Regions from separate parts of the Homo sapiens genome. Here region 2 is linked to region 1. A link is an interaction called in ENCODE POLR2A ChIA-PET data of the cell type or tissue named here. Cell type or tissue: Panc1. All regions are shown on one strand. Links, peaks and the distances in the headings refer to the core of each region. The heading gives the core; the rest is flanking DNA. Region 1 has its middle 83 kb from the start of LINC02792. Region 2 holds the start of LOC107984998 (a long non-coding RNA gene).

Evidence for each region. ChIA-PET counts read pairs that join two places held together with the same protein. Peaks named below come from ENCODE experiments on the same cell type or tissue, not always from the same donor. Only the 100,000 strongest peaks of a DNase experiment are listed, where the experiment ranks them.
Region 2: POLR2A ChIA-PET joins it to region 1 with 16 read pairs; 2 of 35 experiments call an interaction of 5 or more read pairs at or near these places.

The regions. Positions count from the first base shown.
Region 1 is chr1:79,235,897-79,248,282 of GRCh38, forward strand. No RefSeq gene overlaps it. Among named protein-coding and RNA genes, the nearest start is that of LINC02792, 83 kb to the right of the region's middle. In Panc1, for the core only: no CTCF peak of the experiment used is centred there; no DNase peak of the experiment used is centred there.
Region 2 is chr1:79,179,462-79,191,847 of GRCh38, forward strand. LOC107984998 (a long non-coding RNA gene) reads right to left here and starts at 9,019. Exons shown (of 5, transcript XR_001738111.2): 1 at 8,882-9,019. In Panc1, for the core only: no CTCF peak of the experiment used is centred there; DNase peaks (open chromatin) are centred at 8,560 and 8,970.

The sequences.
Region 1 (12,386 bases), core at 4,387-12,386:
GCTGAGGAGAGAAGACTGAACAACAGACGTCTGAGAGAACAGGGAGGTTTTGAGCATGCACATTTACAAATAATCTTTCTCTAGTACAAGCAGAAAGTATTCCTTTTTATTCACTTTATGTAACAATCCCTGTTTTATGGGGAACTCTAGAATCAAATTGTGAGGGATTTCTTGAGTCATATTTAATACCATTTTCCCATGACGTTTTAGATGCAAAGATTCCAGATATTTATTAAGAATCAGATCATGATTTTCATGATATTTAACATCTTAAAGCATTCTTTGTGTACAAAGTAGTTCTTCCTTGTACTCAGAAAACTGCTGCTCATCAGTGAAGGGAGGTGAGAAAGACTGGGTTTAAGGAAACGAGGCTTCAGGCTGCAAAAGGAGATGCATGAGTCTACCATCTAAACAAAGCCCAAGAAAAAATAGCAAAATATTTCCAAAGAGAAGTATGTTTATTTGTAGCCTCAGGAGAGGCAATTTATGTGCCAATAATTTACGTGGGTTTTATGTGCCTATTAGTTTCCTATTCAATCAAAAAATGTGTACTTACCATGGCAACACCCATCTCTCCTGATACGCAGTCTAATTGTGAATCATGCAGAGCACCTTCTTAAAGCAACACACAAACAAGCCATCAGATCCCAATACATGCAAATTTCTTTAAAACATATCATTGGAACAGATGTGCTCCAAATGCTATTTTTATTTTAGAAATGCTTTTTGTAGTTCACATGTTAATGGTAATTCTGAGTTTAAATGAGCTATTTAAAAATCAAGTTGCAAAATAGTAAGCACCATAAACTTACAAGTGATCTTTAAAAAAGAAATATGTCCATTTATTAAAGAGTCAATTTTCTAAATTAGTTGTTCTATTAGTTATAAGGTAATTAGGTTATCTTCTGTTTCCTCAAAATATCTGTTTTTATTTTCTCTGCATAATTGTAATCAAATATATTAATGGAAAGAGATGGTTAAAAATTTGCTCCTCTTCATTTTTTTGTCTTTATTTTGATGGTCCCTATCTTTGTAAATATTCTGGTTATTACATTGATACATTGGATGAGATCTATTTAAGAACTTTGGATGGCTTTAGAAGAATTCAGATTATTTTCTATTTTAAATTATTCAGTTTGCATACATATTTGTACATAATGCAAATGCTTCCTGTTATCTTCAATATATTTGGAATATACTGTTGCTGAAATAATTAGATAGCTTAGTGGCCAAGAGCAGAGGTTCTACATCCTAACTGTTTGTGTTTGATTATAAATTCTACTGTTTAAAAGCTGCAGACATTAAGCAAATTATTTAGTCTTTCTTTGGGCCTCCTTCTGATTGATTGTAAAAATAGGATAACTAACCTCATAGGGCTGTTGTGGAAATGGCATGAATTAGTATATATCTGGCATATAATATGTTTGCAATATGTTAGCAAAAATGATTGGACCATAATCTAATATGTCTAGCAGTTTATATAGTACTTATTTAAATAAGACATTATAAAGCTTACCTTATATACTATACAAAGCCATATAAATAGATAATTTCACTGTAAAATAGCCTTTTATGACAAAGATGAGTTAATTTCCTACATCTTCTGTCATAGTTGTTAGACAAATTCTCTGAGCCTAGTTTTTTCATTAATAAAATAAGGATAATAACATGTAGCCTTATAGGATTGTTATGGGGAGTCAATAAAATAATATAAATCAAATTTCAATGCAGTGAAAGGCATATGATACTCATTCAATGAATAATGGTTTTCTTAAACCTGTAGCACAATCGGTTTATAATTGAAGGTACTTTCTACAATAGAGAGTAAAATACATATGTCTACATAATATTTTAAAGTATTGAATATGTAGAAAAAGAGGAGCAAGTTAAACCTAAAGAAAACACAAAGAAAGAAAAAATAAAAATTAAAGCAGAAATTAATGAAATTGAAAACAAGAAAATAGACAAAAATCAATGAAATCAAAAGCTAGTTCATTGAAAAGATCAATAAAATTAATAAGCCTCTGGCTAGGCTAACTAAGAAAAAAAGACAGAAGTCACAGATTAGTAATCTTAGAAATGAAAGAGGGAGCATCGCTACAGATCCCATGGATATTAAAAGGATATTAAAGAAATACCATGAAACAACTATGAGAACGGTATAAATCTGTACATTTGTATATTTAGAAATTTTTCCACCAATATATACTCATTATCTTAAAAATTCCTTGAGAGTAATCTAGAGTTATTTTAATTGTCATAGTTCAATATGCAAGTCATTAAATACCTTTCTAAAATATTAATATTATAATTAATATTGTCACTCCATTATTTTATATGTAGCTAAGTAATAAGAATAAAAAATAAATCTTGATATACAAAACTTCCAGAAAATAAACTACATCTCCCACATTTTATAAAATAATACTTAAGAACTACCCTAGTTGACCTAGAGATTACAAATAAATATGTATATTTGTACATAAAATATGTATATTTTTACATAAATATAAAATTATTTTATAAAATAATACTTAAGAACTACCCTAGTTGACCTAGAGATTACAAATAAATATGTATATTTGTACATAAAATAACAGAAAAAAACACAGAAAATTAGGGCTTTTTCCCTGCACAATTTGGATCTCAAATTAAAGAATTTAATATTTGTTGGCTAGATTTAATACATTGTGAGTAAATTGCCATCCTGTCCTCAGAACTTCTTCCTCAAATATTTTCTGAGTTCTAAGAAATTTGTTTATAAATTCAATGCTTGGCCCCACAATTCAAATAACTCTAATGATAATTTTTATATCCATACATTTAGACGATACAAACAATGTATTAATCCAGCTGTTATTTTATTGGCTAAACTATGTGCTTGGAACACTGAGAGAGAAAAATTACCTAAATATATATTTTTTCAGGGTTCTCAAAAAAAAAAAAAATAGAAGTAGAATTGAGAATTACATTAGTCCATTCTCATGCTACTGTGAAGAAATACCTAAGACTGGATAATTTATGAAGGAAAAAGGTTTAATGGACTAACAGTTCCACATGGCTTGGGAGGCCTCGGGAAACTTACAATCATGGTGTATGGCACCTCTTCACAGGGCAGCAGGAGAGAGAATGAGTGCCAGCAGGGGAAATGCCAGATGCTTATAAAACCATCAGATTTTGTGAGACTTATTTACTACCACAAGAACAGTATGGGGGAAACCACCCCCATGATTCAATTATCTCCCACTGGGTCCCTCCCACGACACATGGACATTATGGGAGTAAAATTCAAGAAGAGATTTGGGTGGGGACACAGAGCCAAACCATATCACCAAAAGTCCAAGTCCAAAGTCTCGTCTGAGACAGTAAGTCCCTTCCACCTATGAGCCTGTAAATTCAAAAGCAAGTTAGTTACTTCCTAGATACAATGGGGGTGCAGGCATTGGGTAAATATATCCATTTCAAATGAGAGAAATTGGCCAAAACAAAGGGGCCACAGGCCTCATGCAAGTCCAAAATTCGATAGGGCAGTAATTAAACTTTAAAGTTCCAAAATGATCCCCTTTGACTGCATGTCTTATATCCAGGTCATGCTGATGCAAGAAAGGTGTTCCCACAACCTTGGGCAGCTCCACCCCTGTGGCTCTGCAGGGTACAGCCCCATTCCTGGCTGCTTTTACGGGCTGGTATTGAGTGTCTGAGGATTTTCCAGGTGCATGGTGCAAGTTGTTAGTGAATCTACCATTCTGGAGTCTGGAGAATAGTGGGCTTCTTCTAACAGCTCCATTAGGGAATGTCCGAGTGAGGACTCTGTGTTGGGAATCCAACCCCACATTTCCCTTCCATGCCACCCTAGCAGTGGTTCTCCATGAGGGTTCCACCCATGCAACTAAATTCTGCCTGAACATCCATGTATTTTCATACATTCTGGGAAATCTAGGCAGCGGTTCCCAAACCTCAATTTTTGACTTCGGTGCCCCTGCAGGCTCAACGTCATGTGTAAGCCACCAAGGCTTGGGGATTACATCCTCTGAAGCAATGGCCCGAGCTGTACCTTGGTCCCTTTAAGCCATGGCTGGAACTGAAGCAGCTGGAATTCAGGACACCACTTGCCCAGGCTGCACAGAGAAGAGTGGCCCTAGTCCCAACTCACAAAACCATTTTTTCCCCCTAGGCCTCCAGGCTTGTGATGGGAGGGGCTGCCCCGAAGATCTCTGATATGATCTGGACACATTTTCCCCATTGTCTTGGTTATTAACATTCTGTCTCTTCATTACTTATACAAATTTCTGCAGCCATTTTGAATTTATCCCCAGAAAATGGGGTTTTCTTTTCTGTTGCATTATCAGGCTGCAAATTTTCCAAACTTGTATGATGTGCTTCCTCTTGAAAACCTTGCCACTTAGAAAATTCTTTCTCCAGATACCCTAAATCAGTCATCTCTCTTAAATTCAAAGTTCCACAGATCTCTAGGGCAGGAGCAAATGCTGCCAGTCTCTTTGCTAAAACATAGCAAGAGTCACCTTTATTCCAGTTCCCAAGAAATTTCTCATCTCCATCTGAGGCCACCCCAGCCTAGACTTCGTTGTCCATATCACCATCACAATTTTGGCCAAAGTCATTCAACAAGTCTCTAGGAAGTTCCAAACTTTCCCACATTTTCCTGTCTTCTTCTGAGCCCTCCAAACTGTTCCAACCTTTGCCTGTTATCCAGTTCTGAAGTTGGTTCCACATTTTTGGGTGTCTTTATAGCAGCACCACACTCTCTGTGGTACCAATTTCCTGTATTAGTCTGTTCTCACATTTCTATGAAGAAATACCCAAGACTGGGTAATTTATAAAAGAAAGAGGTTTAATTGACTCATGGTTCTGCATAGCTGGGGAGGCCTCAGGAAACTTACAATAATGGCAGAAAGTACCTCTTTACAGGGTGGCAGGAGAGAGAATGAGTGCCAGCAGAGAAATGCTAGATGTTTATAAAACCATCAGATTTCGCTGGAACTCACTATCACAAGAACAGCATGGGGGAAACTGCCCCTATGATTCAATAACCTCCCACCAGGTACCTTTCATGACATGTGGAGGTTATAGGGATTACAATTCAAGATGAGATTTTGGTGGGGAAACAGCCAAGCCATATGAAGAATCACAATGGTCATTTTCATTGTCAAGGAACATGAGAAATTACTTTCTGCATCTTTGCAACTCATAAAAATTCCATAAGTCATTGAGTTTTTTTTACTTGTGAAAAGTCTATAAACCACTCAGTTGAAAATATATATATTTTTTATTATGAGCCCATACACATATCTTCCTACTGGGACACGTGAAGTTCCTGATTAAGGATGCTTAAAAATTATTTTGCCATAATTTCATGAAAATATAAAAATACATTTAAACTGGGTCAATAAATATGGCAACATTTTAATAGTGAAAATAAATTAAAGTTTTAAAATATTTAAAATAGTCTATTTCTTAATATTATAATGAAATTATTATACTTATATAATCACAAAGTGGATGTTTGAAAAATCAGGCAATATAATTTTATATATATCATTTGATCTGAACTCAATAAAAAGAAACAAAAGAGCAGAAGAAATATTCTCAACTTCTAAAAATGTGTAACTCTAGGTGGTGTATTATGGGTAATGATTTTCCATCTTCTACTTTTCTGTATTTTTGTAATTCTAGCATAAAGACATAATATTATAATGAAAATCATCTTAATAAAAATATAAATGCAAACATGCAAAGGGAAAAAATTAGCCTAAGCTTTCCTGAAGAGGAATGAAGTCGAAGTATTTATAGCATTGACAGCTGAGACACCACCATTTTAACACTAAATTGCTATACCACGAACTGACAGAACCCTGTGTGGAGGACGAAAAACTCATAATACACCCAAAGTGAAGAATCATATAGCAGCATGAAGGGGGGAAAATGAACTAAATGGGAGAAGTGTGTATGACACCAACTGCACTTAATTTGTGAGTTGTGGAAAATAAAAGGCATAGGGTGTGAAGAATGGGGTTCCAGGTTCTAACTAACTGTACATCCTTTAAGCAAATTAAGGTTCTTTTAGCTCATCTATAAAGTGAATTAATTAAGCCAGATAATTTCTAAAGTCCATCTTGACTCTAAATCAGATCCTAGCAAAAACAAGAAATCTACCACTTCAGATCCTTATGAAACCTAGGAAAAATATGAAATGCTAAAACACAGCAATGATATTAAAACTGTTCGGAATGAACACAGAACTATAGGGCATTATTATAATGGATTATTATATTATTATATTATCCATTATTATAATGGATTGCAAAGAGAATTTTCTATAGCCTTGCACAACAGTGACACCAAAGTATCTAAATCCTATTGATATTAGTACAAGTATAGACAAACTAACCAATGAGATAAGACAGAAAGCCCAGAAACAGCCACATATATATAGTCACCTCATTTATAGTAATATTGAAGTATACTGAAAAAGGAATTATCCTTTCGATGATATTTGGTCATCGAATATCATATTTTATATATATATATATATCTTGTGCATATATATCCATATTAGCACAAGAGATTGAATGTGTCCCCCCAAAATTCATGTGGAAATTCTAACCCTTAAGGTGATGATATGAGGAGGTGGGACCTTTGGAAGGTGATTAGGCCATGAGGCAGAGCCCTCCTGAATAGAATTAGTGGCCCTATAAAAGAATCCCCAGAGAGTTCATATGCCCATTCCACCATGTGAAGGCACAGTGAAAATACAGCAGTCTATGAACCAGGAAGTAAGCCCTCCAGCAGACACTGATTCTGTCAGTGACTTGATCTTAGACTTTCCAGCCTCCAGAACTGTGAGAAATAAATTTTTGTTGTTCATAAGTCATCAGTTTATGGCATTTTGTTATAGGAGCACAAACAGACCAGACAATGTGATTAAACAAATGTGGACCCTTACCTTGAGCTACACAAAATATTAAATTCCACATTAATAGTCAACCTAAACGTGGACAGTAAAACAATACACATTTGAAGATAAAACATAAAAGAACATTTTTGTAACCACGAAAAATTGTTCTTAAGCAGGACATAAGAAGTAAAAATTATAAAGAAAACCACTAATATCAAAACATACCATTAAGCTGAGCAGGATGGCTCAAGCCTGTAATCCCAGCACTTTGGGAGGCCAAGGCGGATCATGAGGTCAAGAGTTTGAGACCAGCCTGGCCAACATAGTGAAACCCTGTCTCTACTACAAATACAAAAATTAGCCGGGCATGGTGGTGTGTGCCTGTAGTCCCAACTACTCAGGAAGCTGAGGCAGGAGAATTGCTTGAACCCAGGAGGTGGAGGTTGTGGTGAGCTGAGATCGCATCACTGCACTCCAGCCTGGGCAACAGAGAGAGACTCTGTCTCAACAAAAACAAAACAAAACAAAACAAAACAAAACAAAACAAGACAAAACAAAAAACTACACATACCATTAAATAAACTTTTGCATGTGCCTGAATCAACCAAAAACAACAAAATATATAAACCATTGGTGTTCAAGACATAAAAATTAGACAATGCAGGGCAGTTCTCTGAGAGACATAAAATAAATGATGTGAGCCATATTGCTTTTCCGTAGGAAAGGGGAATCCACATTATGCTTAGCAAACTTCCTGAGTAGAAAGACTTTCTAAGAATGTCTTTGAACCATGGTTGCTAGAGTGCTCAGGACAGATTACAAGATAAGACACAGATGCATAGCTAGAGAATGTTAGAGATCTGCAAAGGAATCTCCTCAAGGGTACAGTAGAGTGCTGATTAGCACACTTGTGTGCACCAATACGAGGCAAATAACCAACCAAAATTGCTACAGGGAAAACCACCTGGAATTCTCACAGGTCTGGGAAGAGTGTATTTTCCGACCAGCCAAGTCTGGAAAAACTCATAACCCACCAGGCATTTGGTAGAGTAATAATACTGCTTCAGTTTTGGGGAATAATTATCTCTAGACAAAATATGTCATGACTACCACCTCACAAATTTTAAAAACAAAATTTGAAGGGATCAAACTCTTTCCAAATAACTATCCCAGAACAAAGCTCAAGAGTCCTTACAGGAATTCAAAGATATCCAAAATATTCCAAAATATAATAAACAGTGTCTGACATTCAATCAGAAATTAGTAGATATGCAAAGAAACAGAAAAATACAACCTGTTCTGATGAGAATAATTATTCAACTCAAACCCATTCAAAATAGATTTGGATATTAGAGTTAGCAGTAAGACATTAAAGCTGCTATACTGTATTTCATATGTTCAAAATAGTAAGTAGAGACATAGAAGGGATAAAAGAGAGCCACAGCTAACTTCTAAAAATGAAAACTACAGTATCTAAGATAAAAATAATACTAGATGGGATTAACAGGAAGCTAAATATTGCAGAACAAAAGGACAGTGTACATGAAGACATGGAAGTAGAAATTATTCAAGTAATACACAGAGAATAAAACAATTTTTTTTTGACATGGAGTTTTCTCTGTAGCCGAGGCTGGAGTGCAGTGGTGCAATCTCAGCCCACTGCAACCTCCGCCTCCTGAGTTCATGTGATTCTCCTGCCTCAACCTCCCAAGTAGCCCGGATTATGGGCATGCACCATACTCCTGGCTAATTTTTGTATTTTTTGTAGAGACCAGGTTTTACCATGTTGGCCAGGCTGGTCACAAACTCCTGACCTCAAGTGACCTGTCTGCCTTGGCCTCCCAGTGTGCTGGAATTACAGAATGAAACAATTTTAAAATGCACAGGGCATTGTGAACTGTAGGAAAGATTCAAGTGGCCTTTTATTTGTGTATTTAGAGCCCCCCAAAAAGAAAAAGGAAAGGAGCAAAAAGTGTGAATTAATATTTTCCCCAAAATTTCCTAATTGGATGAAAATCATAAACTCAGAGGCCTAATAAACTCAATAACCCCAGGACATGAATAAAACTACACCAAGAAGCATAAAAACTTGTCAGAAAATTTACATAAAATTAAGTAAAATTTATTAGAACCAATGATAAACAGAAAAATCTTAAAAGTGAAAAGAAAAAGAAACTCATTATATGCAGAGGAACAAAAATAAGGAGGAAAGATTTCTGTTGAAAACAATGCAGATGAGAAAACAATGAAATATTATTTTTTAATGTACCAATGGGGGAAAATTATCAACTGTCTTAGTTCCAACTGCTAAGACAGGATATTATAAACTGTGATATGGATTGGCTTTGTGTCCCCACCCAAATCTCATCTTGAATTGTAATCCCCAGGTGTTGAGGGATGAACCTGGTGGGAGGTGATTGGATCATGGGATCACTTTCCCTCAGGCTGTTCTAATGATAGTGAATGAGTTCTCATGAGATCTGATGCTTTTATAAGTGTTTGGCAGTTTCTCCTTTGCACTCTCTCTCCGTGCCTTGTGAAGAAGGTGCTTGCTTCTCCTTTGCCTTCTGCCATAATTGTAAGTTCCTTGAGGCCTCCCCAGCCATGCAGAACTGTGAGTCAATTAAATCTCTTTTCATTATTAAACTACCCAGTCTTGGGCAATTCTTTATAGCAGTGAGAGAATGAACTAATACAAACTATGTAGCTTAAAAACATAAATTTATTTCTGACAGTTCTGGAGGGTGTCATCAGGGTCAGGTTTTAGTGAGGACCCTCTTCTTGGTTATGTCCTCCCATGGCTTTACCTGCTTTATTTGGTGCACACACACACACACACACACACACACACACAAACAAACAACTCTAGTCTTTTTCTCTTCTTATAAGGACGCTAATCTTATCATGGGGACTCCATTCTCCTGACCTCATCTAAAACTAATTACCTAATTGCCTCTACCTTCTAATACGACTCCATTAGGGGTTAAATTTTCAATGTATGAATTTTCAGGGACGCATACATACAGTCCATAACATTAACCTAGCATTTTTTTTTTTTTTACCTAGGAAAGTATGTTTGTTTTGTTTTGTTTTGTTTGTTTGTTTTTGAGACAGTCTCACTCTGTCGCCCAGGCTGGAGTGCAGTGATGTGATCTCTGCTCACTGTAACTTCCACCTCCCAGGCTCAAGAGATTCTCCTGCCTCAGCCTCCTGATTAGCTGGGATTACAGGCATGTGCCACCATGCGCAGCTAATTTTTGTATTTTTAATAGAGAAAAGGTTTTGCCATATTGGCCAGGCTGGTCTCAAACTCCTGGCCTCAAGTGCTCTGTCAGCCTTGGCCTCCCAAAGTCCTGGGATTACAGGTGTGAGCCACCATGACTGGCCAGAAAGTGTGTTCAAAAGATAAGGACAAAATACAAACTTTTTAGACATACAAAAACTGAAAAAAAAAAAAAAGTATCACCAGCATACCTGCACTACAAGAAATGTTAAAGAAAGTCTTCAGACAAAAGGAAAATAGGAAAATGATACCGCATGGAAACACAAACCCATACAAAGAAGAGAACTAGAAATGATAATGACGTAGGTAAATATACAGAGTACTTTTCCTTATTGTTTATATCTCTGTAAAAGACAATTGACTAAACAAAAACAATAACAATGTAGTATGGAGTTTATAAGAACATAAAAGTCAAATAAATGAAAGCAACAGCATGAAGGTCAGTAGCAGAGAAATGGAAGTCACCTATTATAAGGTTCTTATACTCTGGATGAAGTGGGAAAATATCACTTGAAAGTAGGCTGTTAGGTTAAAGCTGTAGTCTACAAACTCTTGAACAAGCACTTATATAAAAATGTTTTGGCTAAGCTGCCAAAAGAGAAAATAAAATGAAATCATAAAAGGTAATTAAAACAAAGGAAGCAGAGTACAGAAAAAGAGGAAGCAGAAACATAAGGCAAATAAGAAATTTAATGCTAACCATATAAATTAATTGTAAATGGTATAAACATCTCAATTAAAAGGACTCTACGCATCAAGCTTTTAGACATTCACTACTATTATTTGGAAATTTTAATTAGACAATGCAATATGAAATTGATGCCTATTGCTTATTTAAAAACTTATTGAAATGAAATGTACCTAATATAAAATTAATTATTCTAAAGTGAACAATTCCATGGCATTTATTACATTCACAATGTTGTGCAATCACCATCTCTGCCTAGTTATAAAATATTTATTTAAATCCAACATAAAACCCTATACCCTTTAAGCAGTTTTTCCTCATTTCACTCTATCCTCAGCCCCTTCCGACCACCAATCTGCACCTTTCTCTATGAATTTACCTATTACAGATATTTCATATAAAAGAAATCATGCAATATATTACCTTTAGTGTCTGAATTCTTTCACTGAGCATATTTTTGAGGTGTATCAATGTGTAGTATGTTTCAGTACGTCATTCCTTTTTACAGCTGAATAATATTCCATTGCATGTATATACCGTAATTTGTCAACACATTCATCTGTTGATGGATGTTTGGACTGTTTTTTGTCTATGGTGAATAGCACTGCATTAACACACATGTGAAGGTGTTTGGTGTGGGTGCTTACCTTCAACAATTTGGGTATAAACCTAGGAGTTGATTTACCAGGTCATATGATGATTCTGTGCTTAACTTTATAAGGAACCTCCAAACCCTTTCCATGGCAGCTGAATCATTTTATTTCCAACCACACTGTACAAGGGTTCCAATGTATACAACATTTTGTTTATGATTTATATTGAGACAAAATTACATTGAGGTAAAATTTACATATGGTGAAATACAAGTATGTTAAAAGAACATCTTAATGAGTTTGAACAACTATACACAACCATGCAATCAACATCCTAATAAATATATTAAAACATTTCTATCATCCCAAAAAGTTCCCTTACACCCCTTCCCATATCAATAATTGTTCTCATTTATATGGTTTGTCCAAGTTCATCAGTATTTATTACTGCTAAGTTTTCTGTATGAGTATACAATTTGCTTAATATATTGTCCAGTTGATAGAAATTTTAATATTTTAGGTTAGGGTTACTATGAATGAAACCAAGATAAACAAGCTTTTTGTGTATAGGTATTTTCATTTCTTTGGGGTAAATACCCAGCTGTAAAATTGATGGGCCATAGGGTATGTGCATGGTGGACTTTATAAGACGTTGTCGGTTTTCCAAAGTGGCTCTAACATTTTTCACTGCACCAGCAATGTGTGAGAGTTCCAATTGTTCCTCATGCTTGACAACATTTGTTGTTGACAGTTTAAATTTTAGTTATTCTGGTGCATGTAAAGCAGTATGTCACTGTAGTTTTGATTTGCTTTTTTCTGATGACAGATGAGATTGAACAATTTTTCATATTCTTTTTAGCCATTTGTTTATTAGGCTTTTTTGTACAGTGTCTGTTCAAGGCTTCC
Region 2 (12,386 bases), core at 4,339-12,338, 56 kb before region 1:
TCATGTCCTCACATTTCAAAACCAATTATGCCTTCCCAACAGTCCTCCAAAGTCTTAACTCATTTCAGCATTAACTCAAAAGTCTGCAGTCCAAAGTCTCATCTGAGACTTTCTCAGCCTGAACTTTATTGCCCATATCACTATCAGGCTTTTGGTCAAAACCATTCAACAAGTCTCTAGAAAGTTTCAAACTTTCCCACATTTTCTTCTCTTCTTCTGAGTCCCCCAGACTATACCAACCTCTGCCTGTTACCCAGTTCCAAAGTTGCTTCCATAGTTTTGGGTATCTTTTCAGGAGAACCCTACTCCTGGTACCAATTTACTGTATTAGTCTGTTTTCATGCTGCTGATAGAGACATACCCAGGAGTGGGTAATTTACAAAAGAAAGAGGTTTAATTGGACTTACAGTTCCACATGGCTGGAGAGGCCTAACAATCATGGCAGAAGGCAAGGAGGAGGAAGTCACATCTTACATGGATGGCAGCAGGCAAAAAGAGAGATGACTTGTGCAGGGGATCTCCTGTTTTTGAAACTACCAGATCTCATGAGACTTATTCACTATCATAAGAAAAGCACGGGAAAGACTTTCACTCATGATTCAATTACCTCCAACTGGGTCCCTCCCACAACACGTGGGAATTCAAGATGAGATTTGCATGGGGACACAGTCAAACCATATCAGTAGTCTATTAGCTTCAGTTAGAAAGCATTGAAACATGTAATACTCCAAATATCTTTTGGCCTTTAAACTATTTTTGTAATAGGTAGGATTCATCATAGGTGACTGCCTCCTTCTTATCAACTTTGACATCAGAATTTGATTCCTGGGATATTCAGATGTAGCCAGAGATACAGATTCTCATTACAAAATCATGGTAACTTACATAAAGGACAAGCATACAGCTGTATTGCACAGAAGTGAGCACTGAGTTTTGCAGAATGTTTGAGATATCATGACCTGTTCAGGAAAAATACTTCATTGGAGAACCCCAAAAATTGAAAGATGAACTTGTCTCATTTAGTTAGTTTGCTCTACGTTGGTCCCTAATAGGAAACCTCAAAGTAAGACAACGAGAATATGGTCTTACCCCATTGAGGCTATTACAGTGGTCTCTAATGAAAAATAAACATTTCTCTAGTTAAGTTTTGTTTTGCCTTTGATGATGGAAATGCACTTTCAGATCAGCTAATATGTTAAAATCTATAATAGGAAAGTAGAAATACAAAGATAGATTACCCACAATATTTGCATGTTTATTTAAATTAAAAGGAAAAACACTATAAACCAATATAAACCAAATATCAAGACTATATTTTTTAATATTCTGAATTACTGAGCAATTTTTATCAGTTCTACAAAGAACTATACAAACTTTATATATTGTCTTCAAAATAAAAGCTACTCAAGTTTTTTTTCTAGAAGTTTTAGGTCATCAATTCCAACTGAAGCCAGCACTTCTTAAATTATAAGAATGAAATAAAATAAGGAGCTCATTTTCTGCTTTACACAACAGAAAATGAGACCTAAGAATAAACTGGTCATCTAGGTATCAGCATGAAATGTTTCAGAAAGGGACATGTCTCTCTTTCTTCTCCTCCTGTTTTTTTAAATGAATATACATGATAGAACAATGAATTTGTGAATGTGAAATAAGTTTCAGTTTGTTGAAAGAATCACTACAAATTTTACCTGATAAAATGATTATTCAAAACCCAAGAGACATTTCAAATAATAAGACGGCTTTGATAAATAAGTGTATATTAAAAAAACAGGTACTTTCTACAAGACAGCTATTCTTTTAATATGTTGTTTTCATTATTTTCCAGCAGAAAAAGAGACTGCCTGAATGCTAACAAATATCAGTTTGGTCTGGTATTTTCCAACAGATGTATCTGAAAGACAAACATTACATAAACCCATACATATCAGTGGAAGATGAGAAAAATGATGCTTAGGGCAATCTGATGGTATCCTCTAGTATACAAAGCTGTTTGTATCTCTTTTTTGATTATTTTTGTGTCCCAATTATTACACCCATTAGTGCCCTTAGGATAAAGCAACACAAAACAAAACACAACAAAGACCTGTCTGTCTGAAAATGGCAGACAGGTCTTTGAGGTTATAGATGGATTTATTGGTTCTCTGTTTCTAAATTCCTCAAAAGGACCTGAGCAATTTACTGCCTGAAAAATGTTGAGGACTGAGCACCTGGAGGCCTTTAATAATGATGATGGTAGGAAAGCTATGGAGTTAATTTTCAATGTGAATTATATTGAGTACTCAGGCTCAGAATGAAACTCCTCTGGTGAAAGAAAGGGAAATACAACATTTCGTAAAGAGGTTATAAAATGTTTGTTAGATTCTATGTGTAAGAGGTATCAACAACTATAAGAAATAATGCCTCATTCAGGCTCCAGTGAACAATATGAAATATGTCTCAATACCTATTTTTTGTTTTCGTTTTTATACTTGATATGATAATTTAAAGAACTAGCATAACAAGGATAGGTTTTTTCTTCTTTTTGAATAAACAGTATGGTCCTCTCTTGCACTAAAAATAATCTGATTTTGTGACTCTCCTAAATAAAAATAGGATGCATCATTCAAAATTTCTAACTTAAATAAATGGCTTTTCATGTCCACAGATGAATATTTAACAGTAAATTCTTGAATGATCATTCTACCATTTATTACTTTTTATTCAATAATATTAATTGAACTTCTATGTGCTAAGCAGAGTACTAGGAGCCAATGACTAAAAAGTGATAAACATACATGTGGCTTATTCATGTGCACTTTTTTGGTGCTTAGGATGTTTTAAGAGAAACCAATGAATAAATAAGAACTAAACAGGCAGTCAAGACAGTGTGTTAAATGCTCTAACAGGAGAAGCACCTATTTCTAGTTGAATTAAACCACATGATTTTTTTTTCAAAGCACTCAGCTCTCAAAGGCTCAACTACTTTATCCATAAAATAGGGATTATAATTTATTACCTGGGTGAAAAAAAATAAGTGAAGCAGATGCTTTCCTGGGACCTCTTGCCATCCTAACATTTATGATTCAATGAAATAATAATTTCCTGGAAATTGTTTAAAATATAAAATATACGCCAACCACCCATCTCCCCACAAATCACAGAAAAAAATAATCAAGGACACGGAGTCTGACACTATGACCTTGTTTTTCCTTTATGATCTTCCTGGGAGAGGTCTGTTTGGCATATAGAGATTCACAGTAAGAATGTAGCGGTGATTGGTAATGCTAATTTGCCATAGCGTTTTAGTTTTACCAGATGGCTCCATGGTTATCCTGGTTCTGGTTACCAGATGAAGCTAAAGTTTCCCCTTTTATGGATAAGCAGTAGGTATTTTTTAATATGACAACATTTCTTATTAGTATCTAATATTAGTATTCCTCTGAACAAATTCCATAAAGCAGTAAAAGAAATTACTGGGAAAAATTATTAGATTTCTCTAGGTTATGAATATCTTATGAAGCTTTCAAAACAGTATCAGGAAAGAAAGCTGATATAAAAAAGGAACTGGATACACTTCCAAAGAAGGTACTAATAACTGACATTGGTAGATTTGACATTTTAGCACATATCAAATTTTGTATCAGAGTTTGCAGAATATGGTACTAGCTCTGTGCATTTGCCATGTCTTCAAATAAAAGATAATACATGAATGACAACTGCCAATATGTTACTGCATTTTTGTATTTTAAATTTTCTCATTTACATTTTTCTTCCCATATTTAATTTAAACAATATTTGAGAATATAATTTTAACATCCACCCCCAAGTAGGCTAGAATGTCATGTATCTAGAATGATTGACATGGATTGCAATATTACTGAGACAGAAGAACACTGGCTAGTCAGTCAATTTTAAAGTTAATTTTAAAAATATATTAATTTTCCTACAAAGGGATGAGATAATTCAAGTTAGTAATGTGGTATCATTATCACCGTCATTATTATAGGAATAAAGAAATTGGAGTAGATGACAACTTAGGTCATTTCAAGTGATAATTGCTTTTGGTAGTTCTAACTTTATCATAATGCTATAAATTAAATGAAACACTGTATGTAAAGATGATTTGAAAATTATAGCATTCTGTATAAAAGTACATTTCAGGCCATCTGATGGCTAGCTGCTAGTTGATCAGTTAATTCAAACAAATGATCAATTCAGTCTCTTAAATAGCTTTACTTCTTTTTATAAAAATGGTTAGCTATGTTACTGTAATGACTGATTTTTAAGATACTGTTAGGGTACTGTTATCACGTTATTTTTGAGGTCAGAGCTGAAGTCTTATAGGTCAGAGTGTGAAGACGCTAAGCAGCATCACCCCTAAGCGTTCTCTAGTTAGACAAATCTAACTGCAGATGCTCCTCGCCTTACCATGGGGTTATGTCCCTATAAGTCCATTGTTAACTTGAAAAGATCCTAAGTCAAACTCTCATAACGTGAGGACCACCCGTACTACAGAATGGTTGGAAATGGATGTGAAAGAACTAGTGACCCAAACAGGATGGCATTTTCCTTCTGACTGAGGGAAAAAGAGAACCCATGAAAGAATGGCAGTTCAGGGTAGAAAGACTGTTGGTCCATGGTTATGTTGGGAGTATATTTGGGAATCTACTGTACCACTCAGGGAATCATTTAACTAAACAAATGATTGCTACCTTGCCTTCAGATTGCTAGAAGGATAAAAGCTATCATTTATTAAGCACCTACTTGGTATGAGACACCTGTTTATATGTGTGTTATATTATTTATCAATTTATTTAACAATATGGGCCTATGATATGAAAGACACTGTTCGTGGCATTGAAAATACAGCAATGACTGATATAAACAAGATTTTATTTTCATAGGGCTTACAATCAAGTGGAACTGAATTTTTTAAAAAAAGGAAAATTAAGGTAATTTCTGATGTCATCAGTGGTAAGGAGAAATAATATTGTAATTTTGTGGAATGACCAGGGCAACTTGGATCAGTGGAGTCAGAAGGTTACATTTGTTACAGAGCTGAGGAATGAAAAAAGAGTAGAGTAATACTGTCAAAACAAAACAAAACAAAAAGAAGAATTAAACTGCATCTACTTTTGCTGCAGAATTCCATGATAAGGGCAGAAAAAGTGTCATGAGATTTAATAAAACAGAGATCCTGGCAAACTTTGAGAAGATATGAATACAATTGAAATGGCTGAGAATGAAGAGATGGAAGTAGAGACAGTATACAGAAAACTCTCAATTAGTTTGGCTATGAAATAAAACTGGTAGTAGAAGGAGAGAAATTGGTGCCCAAGAAGTAGCATTTTAGTGTTGTGAGATTAGAGTATAATGATAGGCATAATCTTGAAGTATTAATAATACAGATAATGACAATAATGCAAAAATAACAATGATGGCTTATAATATGCAAGATATTTTTCTAAATGCTTTACCTGAATTATTTAAATTTATCACCACAACATACTTTCAAAAAAGGTATACTATATTGCATCTTGTTTTACAGAAATCTGAAAGAGTGAGATGAACTACTTTCCAAGGTTTTACACACAGTAAATGGCAAAGTAGTAATTCAAACCCACAAAATTTGAATATTGACACTCAAAGCACCTTAAATATAAAAACCTCCTCTCATAGACCACTGCAAAATCAACAAATTCCAATCTCTCTAAAGTTATCCAACACTGCATTTGTTTTGGGGTGAAGAAAAGGGGAAGTGAGTAAGGGAAATCATTACATAAAAATTACCAGCCCTAATATACATACCTGGTTATATATTTCAGGAAGCCTGTGTGGTCTTTTGAATTGAAATCTCCCTATTTTTTAGTTACGTGGCTGTGGCTAAATTCCAAATTTCTGAGCGTTAGTTTTCATTTTATAAAATTGAGACCTTAATGATTCTTTCAGTGGATTTTTGAGAAGTAAACTACGTTATATATGTACAGGTGTTTTCTCAGCTATAATGTGTTATACCTCAGTAACATAGCATGACGGTTTTTACTATGATTACTATTGTTATGGTTGAGTGCTGGACTATGGCAGCCATTTCTGAATTTTACCTCCTTTGCTGGATACTCCTCCATTCCCTTATTGGAGAAAAAGAAAACAGGGTCTGACATCTATGTAATAAGTCACCTGGATTATCTTTCCTTCTGTAGGTTGGGTTCCACTAACAGGAGGCATAAGTAGGTGAGTACAAGTTAGAGAGAAAGGATATTCTCTCCTGCCTGGAAGTTTTGAAATAGCTCTTGAGTTTTTTACAAAACCCATAAGTCCTGCATGTATCTTTGGTTCAGTTAATCATTCCCTCCTCTTTCCCCTTTAAGACTAGGGGTGGGGACATCTTTCTACTTATTGGTTCCCTATGCCTGTTTTTACCTTGGTCTCTTCATTAAACACTCTTCAATTACCCTTTCTGGCTACAACAAGGTTTTGTTTGTTTGTTTGTTTGTTTTGCCTAGATCCTGTCTGATAATCTTGTCCCTGAACAACTCTCATGGTGATATTCTCAAGGTCTTCTTGTTTTTTGTTTTGTTTTGTTTTTGTTTTTCCTGAAGTGGATTTTAATCTTTTTCCCGTGGCTCCTTTTAATAACCATCCTGTCCAGAGCATCTTGGTATTTTAAGTGTTGATTCCATTTAAAAACAAAAAGCAAAGTCACACAAAACTGTCAACCATAACTTGTGATAAGCATGAAAAAGCCAACATTAAAATCTAAGTTAAGTATAGACAAAAGTTATCAACAGTATTAATTACACATGTTGTAAAGACCTTCTAGATTTTGTATCCTGTTTCATTATATCCTCAGATAAGCAGAAGGTGTAAATGCTAACATGGTTAAAACTATCAGCTTTTCCTTAGTGAATTGCTTTTTAAAAGATATTTAATAAACCCTGATGTAAATTATTATTCTATTTTATCTACTAAAATATAATCTTTTATATTTAATTATATTAATATACATTAAATATGTTTAATTAATTATTAGTTAATATTTCTATTGAATATATACTGTTATTTATTATATTCTTTTTTATATTTAATTATTTAATCAAAGTAAAATGAATATTGTATTATGTGAAGTAGGACTCAAGTGTCATTTTTTTCAGCAGTAATTACCTATTGTCTTACTACAATTTATTTAATAGTTTATGTTTTCTCCACTTTGTATACAATATCAGCTCTATCATAAACTAAATTTCCATATGCCTATTCTTTCCGTTGGTTAATTTTTCTGTCCTTACTCACACCACCATTTTAATATAGACCTATAATAAGTCCTGATAGCTGTTTGGACACATCTACTAAACCTTGTTTGTTTTCCTTAAGAATGCCTCGCTATTCATGATGCTTTGTGTTCCCAGCCAAATTTTAAAGTTAGACTGTCAGCTACTATATAAACATGTAGGCATTTTAATTTGAATTGCTTTAAATCTATTAATTATTTTGGGACGATTGACATCATTGTGATACTGAAACTTTTAATATCTCCTATTTATGTAAATGTTCTTTGCTGGCTTTAAATAATGTCTCATAATTTTCTGAGTCATATAAATATTTACACATCTAGGTATCTCATTTTGTTTTGCTACTGCAATCTGTAGGTTTAGAAAAATTATATACTCTATTAATACACTTGGGTATTAATTTTAATCCAGTTGCTAAATCTTCTCATTAAATATAATAATTCATTTGCAGCTTTTCTTATGTTTTCTATGAAATCTATTTGTATATTTTTCTATGTAGATAATGATACCATCACAAATAAAGCATATGTTTTCTAGCATCCTGGCAGTTTTCATATGAATAATTATAATGTCATTTAGTTCTATTTTTAAAACTTCCATTTTGATTTCTTCTCAGACAAGTAACTTATTTTGAACTTTTAAAAACAGCCATTGTTATTTTTGCACCTTATTCCTAATTTTATATCGTTTCTTTATTAATATTTTCAAGAATTATGTATTTAAAAATATAATATCAGTAAAGGTACAATCACGAGGCTGTAACCATCTGTTATTTGACAGGGAAACTTCAAAATAAAGAATTACTTAGTACAATACACAATGATTAACTACCAAAGAATTGAAACAAAGCTTTAAGGGGCCCCTTTACTAACCAAATAATGGTGCGTCTCCTGAATGCTACTTTCTTAATAAACGGAAGCATCATTTATCCTGAGGACCAATTTAGAAACCTCTATTATTTTTATAAACCATTTATTCTCGTCTTATCAAGTCATCAAATAGTGAAGATTCTAGGCCCATCCAATCAAGTTTTCACATTGCCACCTAAGTAATATTTTAGAAATGCAAGTTTGATCATTTCTCTCTATTGTTTACAATAGTTCAATGGATCCTTCTTCCCTTGAAGACAGAGATCTTTAATCTGCCATAAAAGAATCTCCAATGTCTGGCTGAACCTGGTTTATTACCCACTTTCTGCCTTTTCTGCACTGAATTACTTGCCATGTACTAATGCACAACGGGCTTAGGTATGTGTATGTCCTACAATCTATCTTTCACAAAATTTTTACATGTATTGGTTCTTTGTATACTCAACATGGAGAAGTTTCACTCTTTTCCCCAAGTCTCTTTTCTGATAAATTTATACTTGACTTGTTCTGTTACTATCTTCAATTTAAGTTAAGCTGTTTGCTCAAGGTTATATATAGAAAGTTATAGATTCAATTGTACTGCTTAGTTTTCTGGTCTTTTAACTATGCTATTATCTGAAGGACAGAGAGACTCCACATCATAGCATGCATAATGGAGAAATAATTCTAAAGGACACTGTTAAGAATTTCACGTGTTTTTTAAAAAAGCACAGCTTCTTAAAAAAATAAAATTGTACTCACTCAGAAACTCAATATGTAATATCTACTCTTCTTCCAGCTTCCTGGGTGTAGCAGTTTGAAAAAAAAGAGCTGTATTTGTTGTCCTTATAGTATCAGAAACAATACAAACCTGCATGCCTAACAAATCATTTGTGGGATAATGGCAACTGGGTGGAAAGCTTAAGAAAAACAGGAAACAATCCTCATCATACTTTAAATACTAATCAAAACAATTTTTCTGTAGGAAGACTTATGGTGAAGCTAAGATCAACAAAATGAGTCATATCCGGTCCAGAACGAGCCAGGCATACAGGAGAAGAAAGTGTCAATTTAGGACTCATTTTACTACAGGGAGGAAGGTTCTGTAATTATGACAAAAATAAATTATATAAAGCATAACAGAATCATATGATATATCCTTATAAAAGACCTAACTATTCCAAAATTTCATGACTTTATCATTTCATCATATTTATCACATCCTTGCAGGATTATTTGTCCATGCAAAGCCAGTAAAAACAGGTGATCATTTAGCTGTATAATCTGATTTTGAAACCAGATTATTTTCCCCTCTTTGTAGTGGGGAAATTTCATTTTGTAATGTTTAAGAGGTTAAGCTCTATTAGTTACACATAGCTTTAAACCTCAACTGTGACATTTGCCAAATGTTGACCTTGGGCAACTTGCTTAACTAAGATTATTTCCCTGCTTCTGTACATGCAAATAATTATATCTATGCTATATGATTGCAATAAGGATATGGCATAAGGATGACTAAAATTGGATATCAATTAAAAAGTGATAAAAAAGTAAAAAAGAAATTAAAACTAGCTTATAGAAAAGGAAATGTATTTACTGGTTCTCATAACTCTTAGGTATAGCAATAGCTTTACTTCAGGTGATGCCTGACCCAGGTTTCAAGCAATGTTACCAGGACTCGATTATACTCTACACAGTCTAGCACATTTCCCTTATGCCAACTGCATTCACAGCTTTCCCTCCATTTATCATATAAAAATACTCTCATAGGTTTTCATATCCTTTCCTATTTATCCTGTAGAAAGTTTGGTAAAAATATAGATCTTGGTTTTAGGCATGTGTAGCAAAAGTTATAAAATACATATTGATTGAACTGTTTTAGATTATATGCTGCTCTTAGAACCATTCACCACAACCATTCACCACAACCAATAAGATTGACTTGGGCCTGAATCACATTGTCCATCCTTGGAGAGGGTGGTTGACCACTATCCTTCTGAGATATTGTAAACTGAGAGGGTGAAATGAATCCCTGAATAGAAATTAGATGGGGAGAGAAAGCCATTCTAGAAGAGTTAATAGATGCCAGGAAGGGGCTAGTGAGTAAACAAAAACTTCCTATTTTCTATAAAGAGGTTAACTTTGTAACTGCATATCTGACAGGTCTCAGTATGCAGCACTATCAGATAACAACCAATCAAACAAACAAGCAAATCAAACACTACTCCTTATTTGTAACACTTCATCCTCCCTGAAATTTTTGGTTTTAAGAATAACGATCATAAGCAGCAGACTTCTTTAGTTTTGACTAGATTTTCATTGAGGTTTTTCTTGTGGTTAGTAGGGTAGCATTTATGATTCTCTTCCTTAAACAATGAAGATCATCAAATAAAAAACATAAATAAAAATAAAAAGCCTTCATTTCTAATATATAGGAAATAATATGTTATTCTTCTAAATTATATTGGATTGGATAAATATAGAAGATTAAATCAAATAATTGCTGGGGTTCAATAACAGGATCATTCATAAATAATGTTCAACTGAGTGAAAGCACAAGGGAGTCCAATAGGTTCCACTCATCTAGGGCAAGTTAAATGGGAGGAAGTAAAACCAGTCTTACAATGATGGTGGCAAGTTGCCCTAAATCTGTCTGTGAAAGGTATTCAAAGGAAAACTTTAGACAAGTTAAATTTAACAGAGTTTAACTGAGCAAAGAATGATTCACAAATCGGACAGCCCCTGAACCAGAATAGGTTCAGAAAGACAGAAAAAAAAGTGATGTACAGGAAAGAGAAGTGAGGCACAGAAACAACTGGCTTGGTTACAGCCCAGTGTTTGCCTTATTTGAATGCTATTTGAACAGTTGGTTATAATATGGACAGAAGGCAGGGAAATACTGGGTAGAAGAGAGCGGTCCCTGGCAAAGGCCCTACCCTCAAGCATGGAAACTCACGGCCCTAAATGGGAAGAGGCATTCCTGTTTTCATGTCCAATGTTATTTCTTCCAAGACCGCTCTGGCCCACCATGCCTGGGGACAGTCAGAGAGGAGATAAGTTGCGGGATGGAGGAACTCCAGGGAAAGATCATTTTCCCACTCCATTCGCTTTCCAGGCCCCTATCCATCCCACTGAGAGCCACCTCCATCACTCACCGTCCCTCCCTGCATTCACCATCCTTCAAGTCCACGTGACCTGATTCTCCCTGGGTGCTGGACAAGGACCTAGGTACCAAGAGGTCAGGGTGTAAAAGACTGTCACCCTGACTTTCCACTGAGCTGGTTTAACACTTAATCAGTGGACAGCAAATGCTAAAAGAACATTAATTGTAACACACCTCAAGACGCTACCATGGGGTTGGAGCCCAAAAGCGCTCACCTGGGCTTCTGCACTTGTGCACCTGGCATGCTCCCCCTCCCATAGGGATTTGAGTGCACAGCAGCCAAGCAAACTAGCCACACCCCTGTTGCAAGTCCCACAGGGGAGTCAGGGAACTTTCTTGCTTCAGTCACCTGTGAGTAGTTGAAGTGTAGCTTCTGTGATTGACTGAGACAGGGCTGCTTGTTACAAGAGTAGACCATTTACATATTGAGTTAGGTTACTGCTCACTATGTTCAGAGAAAACTTCAGGCCAAACTAATAAGGAGGCAGCTTTAAGCTAAATTTGATTTAACAAAAGGCGGCCATGATAAGCTGATTCTTCACCAACCTGCTTTTCCTAGCCTTATATATATCAATTTGTTGCAGCTTTCAAGAACATTTTCCGGTTCAGCTTGGATTACACACACCTCTAGATGTTGCGACTTAGTGTTGTAACTTGCCACTCACATAAAAAATGACATGGTTTCTCCAACTCGATGTCTTCAACTATTTTTATCCCAAAGATCCAGTGTCAGTTTCTGGAAAGCCTGCTATAATGTGGAGGTAGTATAGAGCAATTTGTGTTCATTAAAAAGTATTTTTAAATCTCCTGGTTTATGACAGAACAGATATAGTAATTTCGTGTTTCTAATTGCCTGATATTCTGGGTATCCTGACTCAATAGAGACTGTTGTGTAAAGAAATTGGAAGGATTTTATTTGTAATAAGTAACTAATAGAGTTGGTTAAAACTTTAGCTCCTATGATATTTGTAGATTTTAAGTACAGTACTGCTACAAATGAAATTTCAGTTACCCTAGTTATTTATACAGCACGGTTTCAAACACAACCAAAAGGAATTCATTGAAACCTAACCACTATTAGTATGTTTATGCAGATAATGAAAT